2 separate regions of the Homo sapiens genome follow, and region 2 is linked to region 1. The links are chromatin contacts, found by Hi-C or POLR2A ChIA-PET in ENCODE. All regions are on one chromosome and are shown on one strand. The core of a region is the stretch at or near the end of the contact, and the rest is flanking DNA. Distances in the headings are between cores, read along the strand shown. Region 1 overlaps MIR1-1HG (MIR1-1 host gene). Region 2 has its middle 18 kb from the start of SLCO4A1.

Region 1 (5,600 bases), core at 1,973-4,472:
TTCCAGCTGAAACAGATCTGATCCATGCTGGCTAGTCCATGATTGCTGGGACAGAGGAAGGGGATGACTGCCAAGGTATATGAGGGAAGTTTTTGAACTGATGGAATCTTCCAGATCTTGGTTGTGATGGTGGTTGCATGAGTGTAAAACTCAACATTTGTTAAAACTCTACAAACTTCACACTTAAAATCTGTGCATTTTTTTTGTATGTAAATTATATGACAACCAAGCTGACCCTGAGAGAGCACGCAGGACGTGGGGTCCACCCGATGAGACACACCTGGCCAGAGACAGGACGATCTGAGCTGCAAAGATGATAATAATTGCAGTGGACTGAGACCTACCAAACACGTTTCGGTTCATGAATCCATAATGATACATATTTCTTTTAAATTCAAAGGCAGTCACCATTTATTAACTTACCAGATTACAAAAATAATGATGTAGACCTGAGTTCATTCTGCTAGAAAGCCTGCTGGTCTGGTCTTCCTGGCTGCCAGCACCCCTACCTTCTACAAAACGAGTGGGCTTTTTCTTCATTTCACCTGGTGGAGAAGAGAACTTCAGCCCACAGGAGGTAGTCTGCTTCTTTGAAGTGTTTTCCAGCAGCGTAGATCTCATGCATCAGACCCTCCACGCAGACGATGCCGTATTGACCAGGAACTCCAGCAGTGGAAGAGCGCTCTCCAAGGTGGCCCGCTTCCTGTTGGTGTTGCCGGAGCCGTGCCTGGAGACCTGCTCCTCTACCGACTTCGTGTTCAGGCCCCCGACACAGTGCGGTGTCTGCTTCCACGTCCTGAAGGCACGTTCACTGAAGCCTTGCTGAGATGGACAGATGTGCCCCTGAAGACACAGTAAAGGTGAACAAGCTGCAAGCCCACACCGGGGACCCCCTGCTGCCAATGGCCAGGCCAGTCTGGGCTCCCAGGTGCGTACGACGAAGTGCCTCTGTCCCAGTGCCACAGTGACTCGGATCCCAGCTCTGGGCTCTGTATTCCTTGCGGTGGTGCAAAGCTTTCTCATAACTCAGCTTCCCCCTTGGCTTTCAAAGCATCTTTTTAAAAACTCCTGTCTCAGGCACCTGATCTTTAGTTCTGTGAAATCCTTCACTGCTCCATAAGGGGCTTCTGGTGCAGCAGGAACCTTCTCTTCCCTTCGATGCCGTCCACAGTTCCTGCTGGAAAGGGGCCTGCGCGCACAGTGGTATCGAGCAAGCCAATCCTCAGGAGGGCTTCGGGGACCTGGTGCATTTTCCTGAAAAGCGGCGGCTGCAGGAGAAGATTTGTGCCTTTATCCTGCTTCCTCTGGACAGTGGCACTGGGGATGAGACTGCGTGGAGGAGAAGAGTTTCCATAAAGGTATCCCGACAAATAAGTGAAAAAGAACTTCCAGACTCAGGACATCACCGTCTTGCAACCTTGATGGATTAGTGGCTTGAGGCACAGAGCAAGCCTGGCCACCATTCCAGGAGTGCACAGCCCTGACCTGTGTCCTCCTGATGGGGGGACAAAACAGAACCTGGGTTCCTGCTGCAGGGATGCAGCCTGAGTGGGAGGAGTCTCCGGGTCCAGCCACCAGCACACAGGAAGCTCAGAGGACAGAGGAACAGGCAGAACTGCACCAAGAGGGCGCCACCAGCAATCCTGATGCATGACACACCCCAGGCCAAACGACCTGGTCCTTCAGCAGACACATTATAAAAAAAAAAAGAGAGAGCAACAGGAGGGACCTACAGACTGAAACAGACTTGAAACATTTTTAAAATCAAGCTGTTATAAAAAGTTAGGCAAAGCTGGCAGGCTGTCGTGGCTCCCTGCCTCCCCACAGGCCCCACTTTCCCACAGGCCCTGCCTCCCCACAGACCCCGCCTTCCCACAGGCCCCACTTTCCCACAGGCCCCACCTTCTCACAGGCCCCGCCTCCCCACAGACCCCACCTTCCCACAGACCCCGCCTTCCCACAGACCCCGCCTTCCCACAGGCCCCGCCTTCTCACAGGCCCCACCTCCCCACAGGCCCCACCTCCCCACAGGTCCCATCCCACTTCCTGTCTACAGGAACTTCCACAGGGTCTCATTGAGGTGCCAGGGCAGAGGGGTGGTGAGGGGCCATAGCTTTGGGGAGGGGAACACAGAGGGAGAGGGAAGGGAAGGGGGAAGCACAGGGTTCACCTGGGAAAGCCCAAACAACCCCCCATGTGACTGCCTCATTCTGAGCTTCTCAGGGAAGCTCCCTCAGCCACCTCCCACCCATCCCCCTCCCCCACCTCAGGGACCCAACCTCCTCCCTCACTCAGCCTCCCCTGTCTGCCTTAGCTCACACCCAGCCCCTTCTCCAAACTGCCTGCGTCTGCTGCCGGAACCCTCTGTTGGCCCCTAATCCTACTGATGGGTGGTCTCACCTGCTGCGAGGCATTAGGCGTCTGTGTGATTGTGTGGTGGGGGGATGGGAGCGTGTGTGCATGTGAGTGTGTGCACATGTGTGCCTATGTGTGTGTGTTGTGCATGTGTGGGTGTGTGCATATATATGTTTGTGCACATGTGTGTGCCTGTGTGCATGCATGTGTACTCATGTATACATACATGAGTACCTGCATTGCTTTGTGTATCTGTGAGAAGCTGTGCATACATGTGCGTTTATGTGTGTGTGGAGGGGTGTGCCTGCATGTCCGTGTGTGGGAATGTGCAGGTAAGTGCATGTGTAAGCATGTGTCTGGGTGTGCACGTGTGTGCCTGTGTGTGCATCGTGCATGTGTGCATTGTGTGTGCCTGTGTGAGAATGTGCATGTGCCTCTGTGTGTGTGTTTGCACGTGTGTGTGTTTGCACATGTGTGGGTGTGTGCACATGTGAGCCTGTGCCAGTGTATGGGGTGTGTATGTGCTTGTGTGTGTTTCCCCAGCTGTAAGTGCTTGGCATTGGACTGAGCCAGAGGCGCACTGACGAGGAGAAGCACATGCCAATGCTGCTGGTGCTCGGTGGCATGACCGCTGTCATTCTGAAGTTTTTGTCTGACAGTGGAGGGATCTCCCCCAGAACACACTGGGGAGCTGGGGAGGATAAACAAGGTCTGAAACTGGGAATGAGCAGCTCATCTTTATTAAGGGTGGGCCTAGATACCCGTTCAGGGGCCATTGGTGGCATAGGTGCCAGGTGGAGTCCCTTCAGCAGTGGCTCCAGCCATAGCAGAGGAGGCGTTCCCAGCTGCACGGACTGGCATCGCCTCCAGCCCTGGTCAGCACAGATGTGCTGAACTTCCCCGTCAGCTGTTGCCCTTCACACACTGGAGCACTGTGGGGCTGGGGCTGAGAGAATGCCTCAGCATTGACAAAGAGAAGAATTTCTTTCAAATGAGCATTTTCCTTTTCTTTGTGAGTAATGGACATTTCAGGGCTGACCTACAGGAAAAAAAAAAACCCAGGGCAGGAGCCAGGACCAGAATTCTGTCCTAGAGCACCAGCCTCGCCCCCAGCACGCTGGGACAAGTGGACACAAAGTGAGGAAGCAGGAGACGGAGTGGCCGGGGTGGGAGCAGGGTCTCTTCTAAGGGCTCAAGATCCAGGACTGAAACACACAAACCCAGGTGGTCGGCCCAGGGGTCCTGGGGAGGGCGTGTGGGTGTTCCCACTGGAGGCAGCAGAGCAGGGATCTGGAATCCTTGGTCCAACCCAGGTCATTGCTCCTTGTCTTCAAGAGTTTCCAAAGCTTCCAGATCACGGGTTGTTCCTGAAACTTGGGAGGCCGCATTGGCCATTCTGCCTGGGACCCCGCCTCCTGTTCAGGCCCTCGGAGGCTTGTCCACACCCTGCCCCCGTTCTCTGGCTTCCTCCACAAATACACCTGGAGGAAGTCCCAGGCCACGGACACGGGAGCAAGGGGCTGGGAGAGACAACCTCGACAAGCGACCCCACAGCCTAGCGCTTGGTGGCCCGTGTGCCCTGCTGCAGACCAGAGGCCGCCCGGTCAGCAGGACCTGAGGAGGGACAGGGTGCTGGGGTGGGAGATGGACAGCGCCTGAGCGAGCTGCTGAGGAGAGGGAAGTAGGGCCCTGCAGAGGGACGGGAGCCACGGCAGGGGCGGCAGGTGTGGTGGGTGCAGGAGGTGCGGTGGGCGCAGCAGGTGCGGTGGGCGCAGCAGGCGTGGTGGGTGACCCACGGGAGGCTGCTCAGGCCTTTGCCTCCATCCCATGCTCAGGAGGAAGGAAGTCAGGATGTTTTTGGTGATGCCATGGAACCACAGGCATGTCAGAGCCAGCAGAGTTTGGACAACGTTGTGCCCAGGGCTTGGCACAGGAGCATTTGTGGACAGCAGTGAGGTTGCTCGCATTGGTCATGGATGGCGTGTTGGCACTGCATTGACCCCAGGACCTCGGGCAGGAAGGTGGACAGAGCCACTGATGATACAGGAGGGGGCCCAGGCACTGCTCTGCAGAAAGGGCTGTTTATCAGCCCTGTGGCCGCTGCCTTAGTGTGTGTGGTGGGAGGTGGGATGGGGATGAACTGAGCTACGTATGGAAAAAAAGTCTGGAAGGAAGTGCCTGGCATCTCACCAGGGGCTGCTTGGGGTCGCAGAATTTAACCTTCTTTCTGCTTGTTTGTGGTCAACACCACTTTCTCCCAGAACAAGGAGACGCACACACACACACTACGTTACTTCATCCCTTGACATCTGGGAAACTGCACACACCTCCCACCCTCCACCCAAGGCTGCGGGGAGAGGGGAGATTCCACAGTGACCCACTGCAGCCAACAGGGTCCCGAGTGTGATGGCGGCTGCTAGAGTATAGAGGAGAGAGACGTACTGCTGAGAGGCCGGGGGGCTTTCCAGAGGAGATGGCCCGCTGAGGGGTAGGGAGGAGAGGGAGGGGACCTGAGCAAGGTGTACGCAGGGCAGGTGCGGGGCCAGCAGGCATCAAGAGGACCAGGTTGATGTGGCTTGTTCATAAGACTCACCAAACACACTCGGTAAAAATTCAGGTTCCCAGGCCCTTGCTCTGGAGGCTCTGACTGGGGTAGGGGTGGGTACGGGGCCTGGAATCTGCATTTCTAATGAGCTCTTGGACTTGTCTTACAGTGATACAGGACCCAGGATCTGCAGATCCTCAGCCGAGGTTGGGATGGGCCAACTCCTGTCACCTTTGCACCTGGTGGGGAGAGGCTTTCCCACAGCACCGGACACTTAGACCCATCCTCTCGGTCACTGAGCTGGCAATGTCCACTGCTCACTCAGGTCCACATTCTCACCCCTCCCAGGGAGATGAAAAGACAGATGGCAGAGCGCCAGGAAACATAAAGCCCGTTCCCCAGCATGGGCCCCCCTTCTGCTGCCCCCTCTCCCCTTGAGCCCCTAAGGCAAGATGCTCCAGGGACCCCCCACGCAGCTAAACACACAGCAAAGCATGGAGACCAGGCGCGGGCACTGAAGGCAGGAGCCCCCAAACTCAGGGTCCCAAACTCAGCCCAGCCAAGTCCAGCCAAGTCCAGCCAAGGGCCGCTCATTCCTGAGGGGAAGACGCAGCCCTGGGGCAGACAGCCCTGTGTTCCCATTCTGCTCTGGGCTCGCCCAGGGCTGGCTGTGTGACTGTGGTGAGCTCCTCACCCTCTC
Region 2 (5,600 bases), core at 2,231-4,730, 53 kb before region 1:
TGGAGACAGGAGACCAGGTAAGAGGTGATGGGCAGGAGGGGTGGCAAGGAGGCCACAGACTTGAGAAAAGTTTTGGAGCTAGGGCTCAGGACTCACTCTTAGGCCAGAGGTGGCAGACGAGGGAAAGAGGCCATTCTCGAGGTGAGGAGGACAGGTGGGGCAGGGAGAGCCAACTGGGGAAAAGCCGAAAAATTTCTGAGTTAGACAGGAAAACTCTGAGACACCTGCTGGGTGCCAGACGTGATAGTGGATCAGCAGCTGGACATGGAACTCTGGGTTTTGGGGGCAATTAGGCTTAGAGGTGAGAAATCCAGGGTCATCTGTGGAGGTGAGGTGGCATTTACCTAGACCAAGGCTGGTGCCCTCTGGGTGAGGCTGCTGGTGAAAGTGACCGTGGGCTGGAAGAGCAGGAGGGGGAGGGGGTGTTGGCACATTGCTTGTACCCTGGGGCTGCCAGCAGTGCCCAGGGAGCTTGAGGAGAGGCTATGACCTCTCCCTGGTGCCCCTCTGCCTGGGAGGTCAGTCCAGAGGCCAACACATGCTCAACGTCAGGAGGAAGCCCCTGGGTCCTGCCAACCCCACAGGCAGCCTGGGAGGCTGCACCCCGGGTGGTCCAGTGGATGAGGCAAGAGTGTGGGGGCGCCTCCTGCCCTGGGTTGGGACTGCGGTGGGGAAGGCCAGCTCGGTCTGGGAGCAGGCACAGCAGGCGGGAGCAGTGGCACCGCAGGGCAGGACTGTTCAGGAAGACGCCTGCCGGGTCACACCTCGAGGGCACCCGTCCCTGCCCTTCCTCTGGTTTCCCCCCTCAGAGCCTCAGCTTCCTAGCTCTGAAGGCAGCGGGACTGAACTGTGACCCAGAACCCCAGTAAGTAAGACACATATGAGCAGAACCACTGTGGTACACAACCCTGCCGGCCCCTTCCCCAGGCCCACAGACCCGCCCCAGGCACTGCAGGGCCAGTCTGGAATCCCTAAGGACCTGCACACCCAGTGTGAGGCCTTGGCGGGTCCTGAGGTGTCTGGAGCTGGAGGGAAGGTGCTGCGAAGGGAAAGGCACCCAGAGGGGGCTCCGGGGACAGAATGGGCTGCCTTGCAATTCACAGTGCCACCCACTCCATTGTCCGTCGGCTTGTCGCTCTGAACCAAGCAGCCCCTATGGGACCCTAGTGCGGCTCCACTGTGCCCTTGCTCATGCCTCGTTCCAGCTGAGATGCCCACGAGGGGCCGCCGCGCCTGCGGGACATGGGGTCCGGCCAAGTCAATGCTCCACCTGCCTCCAGAGGGTGAGACTTCCTGGGGATCCCGAGGCTGCTCCCATTTCATGGAGCCATGTTTTTCTTGTCTCTTCCGACGTCCCACATCACAACCCGTGTCCAGGCCCAGATGCCCCCGGCAGTGTGCGCACGTGCCCTGCTGAGGCTGGGGGCCGCTCCTCTCTCCGCGGCTTGGCATGGCTCTCCCGGGCTGACCACACCCTGGGCAGGGCCGGGCCCAGTGGTCGCCTGGCATGGCAGCTCACTCAGCCTGCAGCATGGTGCCCTGGCACAGCAGCTCAGCCTACAGCACGGTGCCCGCCACCCTCCATGGCCCCCTTGGCTGTGTCTTGTCTTGGTTCACGCAGCATTATCTTACAAGCTAAGGAATGAAAGGGTTGGAATTTCGCGGGGCTTGGTGGTGTGATGTGACTGTGATGATGAAGGAACATGCTCCTTGGCCACACGGAGGACACGGGAGAGCCACCTCTGGCCTGCGCCCACCCGCCCATCCTCGTGCAATGGCCCTGCTTGACTCAGCATTCGGAGGCCCGGGCCGCGTCGCTGCAGCCTCGTGCCAGTTCTTCCTCCACATCCCAGAGCATCACTGTGAACGGAAAAACCGAGCTCATCCCTGGGCCTTGGATTCACGTGTTTTTTTGCCGTCATTTGTGGGGAGGGAAAGCAAAGGCTGAGGTCTCTGTGTGCCTGAACCCGGAGCCCGTGCCTGGGCACACGCTCACCTGCCTGGTCCGGTCACTGCAGGCTCCGTCCAGGCCGACTCAGGTGACTCTCGGGAGCACAGGCTGCTGTTGTTCCCAGGACCCTGGCACTCCTTACAAAGACTTACTGAGTGGACAGCCTTGTTCCTCCCTCGAGTGGGGCGGACGTGCCCTTCCTCTCTGAGTAGACTAGGGGTTTGCTCTGTCCTTTTAAGCACCGAGTTCCGGCACAGTCTGCTCTTTCGGTAAAACTGGCAGAAGTGTGGTTGGATGGTCGTTTCCCTTTTTTGATGATGACATCTTTGGATAATAAAGAGCTTCTCCTAAAAATATCCAAATACAGAAGTACCTGGAAGCTGCTTAGGAGACAGGCTGGGCTCCTGGTCCTTCTGGGCCTCATCCTGGCTCTGAGGTGTGTCCATCAACACAGACAGATCAGGCCCCACAGCAGCCAGGGCCCTGGTCCCGCGTCCCTGCACGGGCCCCCGCGGGCACCACCTGGAGGCTGCAGGTGTCGCTGCCAGGGCCAGGGTGCACTGCACACTGGGTCCCAGGGGTCTCCACTAGAGGTGACACGCGGCCCTTCCAGCCACTTTCCATGGGCCCAAGCAGCCATGCGTGCCCCCCTACCCCTGGGGGAAGTCAAATCCTGCCCCTTGCTCTCAAGGAAGGGCAGGAATATAGGATCAATGTGGGAGGCTTTTGTCTTGGTTTGGGTCTGGTTTCATTTCAGGGGAAGCCACACTCCCTCTCATCTCCACAGTGGCTGGAGTCCTGCGACCTCAGGGCCGAGAGGAGACCCGGGCGGGATCATCACAGCTTCCCAGGTGCTCCTGCCAAGGTCAGCGGGGAGCGGGTGGCCTCCTGCAGCCCCTGCCCCTCTGGCGGGGATCCTGAGTCCTTGGCCTGTTGTGCTGCCTGCCCTGGAACGTTCTGTCCCTTGCAGATGCTGGTGGGGCGTGGCCAGACACACCCCTGATCTGCAGGTGGGAGGGGCCCCGACCACTGCTCCCCACAGCCCCGCCCCTGAGGCTGAGTGAAGTCATGCTCTGGGCGGTTGTGACTTCTGGTCCGGTAGAAACATTTCTGGTTGAGCTATCAGTGGCTGAAGGTCCTTCCTGCCCTGGAGAGGAAAATTTCAACCCTGGAAAATTACCAGGGCAGGCGGCCAGGGAAGTTTCTGCCCTGGGGCGGTGGTTTGAGAGTGAAGTTTCCTGGGCTGGTCTCAGCCTGCAGGGGAAGCACTGGCTCCCAGGAACTTTGACAAGCCCAACTCCCCTGGTTCTCTGGAGGCCAGGAAAGCTGTCCAAGGCTTTCCCGACGTGGGCAGGAACCAGTCATTGTCACAGGGAAGCATGGCCTTTGGGACAGGTGCAGGCTGTTAGCTGTGTGTTCAGAAGGCACGTAGACTCCTTCCAGCAAGCGTAGCCTCACCCACCTGACTCACGCCTTCATGGCGCCAGCTCCCCTCCCCCAGCCCCTTTAGGGAAACTTTTCAGAGCACCCGGAAGCCAGGCAAATACCAAGGGAGGGTTAAATACCCATTAAATCATTAAAGCAGAAAACACATCTCCTCCTTCGTCCCACCCCTCCTCTTCACGCACACCCCCTCTCTGTGGGTGGAGGGCACCTGACCCCCTCCGGGTCTCTCTGCCGCTGCTGGGACTCCCAGGCCTGTGCCACACGTGCCAGCACACACCTCAGGCTCCACGGGCCCTGGGAAGGCTCTGAAGTGCTCCAGAGGAGACACAATTAGGAAGCCATGCCCAGCTCCGCTCTGAGTGAACCACAGAAAACTTCACTGATGGAACCAAAACCACCCGGGCAGCCCTTTGGCTGTGGAGGACGGTGTGAACGTCCGCGGCCTCGGAGGCTGTGGAGGGAGGACGGTGTGTACGTCCGTGGCCTCGGAGGTCCCAGCTCAACCAGGTCAGGCTGCTCTTCCCGCCTGTTGGGACTGATGGGCCTGCCATAGGCCCTGGAGCCAAGGCCACCTCCGAGGCTGGGGAGCGTCACACGGCAGGCACTGTTGAGGCCGCCTCCCCTGGTGACCGAGTGGCGTCCCCGGGAGGTGACCGCCCAGGAGGCAGCACCAGCCTGCCTGGCACTTACATGGCCCCAACCCAACCAGTTGGGCCGTCGCAAGGGCCAGCACCCAGGCAGCACTGGGCCTCGGCTTGTTCACCTGTAAAGCGGGGGACACCAGGACTGTGAGGAGCAGGGGGACGACTCTATAGAGAGCCCAGAGCAGCGTGAGCCGTGGGCCAGGGCTGCCTCCGGGCCGGACTCCCACGGTGGCTTCTAAGTTAGAAACATGCAGGAGACCACGTCGTTTCCTGCTGGGAACCTCCCGAGGCTCCTGGGGCCTCAGAGTGAGACCTGCACTCCTTTTCTCGAAGGCCGGGTGAGTTTCGGGGGCTGCAGTAACAGCCCCAGCGAAGGGCCGACACAGCTCACAGGTCACCTTACAGTTCTGGAGGCAGAGGACTGAACTGGGGCACCAGGAGCCAGCAGGAATGAGCTCCTTCCGGAGGCTTTAAGGCAAAATCCATGTCCCTGTCTTTCCCACCTGCATTTCCTTGGCTCAAGCCCTTGCTTGCAGCCCTCAGACCTCTACGCCCCTCCTCTGCCTCGGACCTCTACGCCCCTCCTCTGCCTCGGACCTCTACGCCCCTCCTCTGCCTCGGACCTCTACTCCCCTCCTCTGCCTCGGACCTCTACTCCCCTCCTCTGCCTCCGACCCTCCTGCCTCCTTCCTAGATGGCCCTGGTGATTATACTGGGCTCACCCGGATAATTCAGGCTCCTCTCCCATTCTAAGGTTCTGAACTCCTTTGCCAAGTAAGGTGACAGTCACAGACTTGGGGGATTAGGACATGGTTGTCACGGGGGCTGCCATCCAACCTGCCTGGAGGGCATTCCTGCTCGGAGGACCTCCTCCCGTGCGTGGTCTCCCCTGATGCTGGCTTTTGCCCCCATGGTCTCTGCTTCCCAAAGCTTTCCCTCCGCCTCAGCCCCAGCTGTCCTCCCCACTCTCAGGGTCCTGGCCCCAGGTCCTTTCCCCAGAGGCCAGCCTGGCTGCCGGGACTGCTCCCATGAGCTCCTTGTCAATGCAGTGTCTGTTGGCCTGCAATCCACCCTTTCCCCATAGACTGAAGTGGCACCCAGGCAGGACAGCCCCCCTCATCCCCGAGGAGTGCCAGGGTTGGGGCACGTGTGCCAAGGAGCCCAGACCTGCCCAGAGCCAGACCGGCTCCTCTTCCTGCCCCTGGGTCACGGCTGCCCTGAGTTCTCCAGGCTGGGGTGAGCTCCGCGTCTCAGCCGTGCTCGGGAGCAGGGCACTCAAAGCTTTTGTCACAGTTTTCTGTCTGTGGATTCATTCTTTCATCTGGTTTCTTGGGCTTTGACTTCATCCTAGCACTGGGACGCGGTGCAGCCAGACAGGGTCCTTCCCGACGCCACAGATACCACGGGTGAGACAGCCACGGAGGCACAGCCACACAGGCGTGGTCGCAAGCCAGCATGGTGTGTGTTTGGGAGCATTTGGCTGTCACAGGCTCTGACCTCGGCAGGGCCAGGGGCTTCCTGGGAACATGACTCTGAGCCGGGATCTGAGGATTAGCAGG

The links. Hi-C counts contacts between places; a loop is a spot of excess contacts on that map. ChIA-PET counts read pairs that join two places held with the same protein, here RNA polymerase II (POLR2A). Pooled maps may share reads with other maps.
Region 2: a pooled map shows a loop between it and region 1 (2.1-fold over the local background). The contact joins two enhancer-like sites. A Hi-C loop is called at or near these places in 5 of 168 maps with a recorded cell type or tissue (Caco-2, DLD1, K562 and 2 more), 2 of 37 single-sample maps with no recorded cell type and 5 of 50 pooled maps. POLR2A ChIA-PET finds 5 or more read pairs at or near these places in 2 of 52 experiments (MCF 10A and PC-3).

The regions. Positions count from the first base shown.
Region 1 is chr20:62,568,238-62,573,837 of GRCh38, reverse strand. It overlaps MIR1-1HG (MIR1-1 host gene), which reads right to left. Exons shown (of 4, transcript NR_171007.1): 4 at 3,074-3,394. It also overlaps the pseudogene RPL7P3. Among named protein-coding and RNA genes, the nearest start is that of MIR133A2, 6.1 kb to the right of the region's middle. RefSeq lists enhancers at 1,601-1,730, 4,033-4,534 and a silencer at 1,921-2,010. Within about 2 kb of position 3,222, at least 2 of the 41 ENCODE cell types and tissues checked have a DNase peak (open chromatin) inside an H3K27ac peak, as active enhancers do.
Region 2 is chr20:62,621,456-62,627,055 of GRCh38, reverse strand. No RefSeq gene overlaps it. Among named protein-coding and RNA genes, the nearest start is that of SLCO4A1, 18 kb to the left of the region's middle. RefSeq lists enhancers at 2,217-2,266, 2,527-2,886 and a silencer at 2,397-2,486. Within about 2 kb of position 3,480, at least 38 of the 41 ENCODE cell types and tissues checked have a DNase peak (open chromatin) inside an H3K27ac peak, as active enhancers do.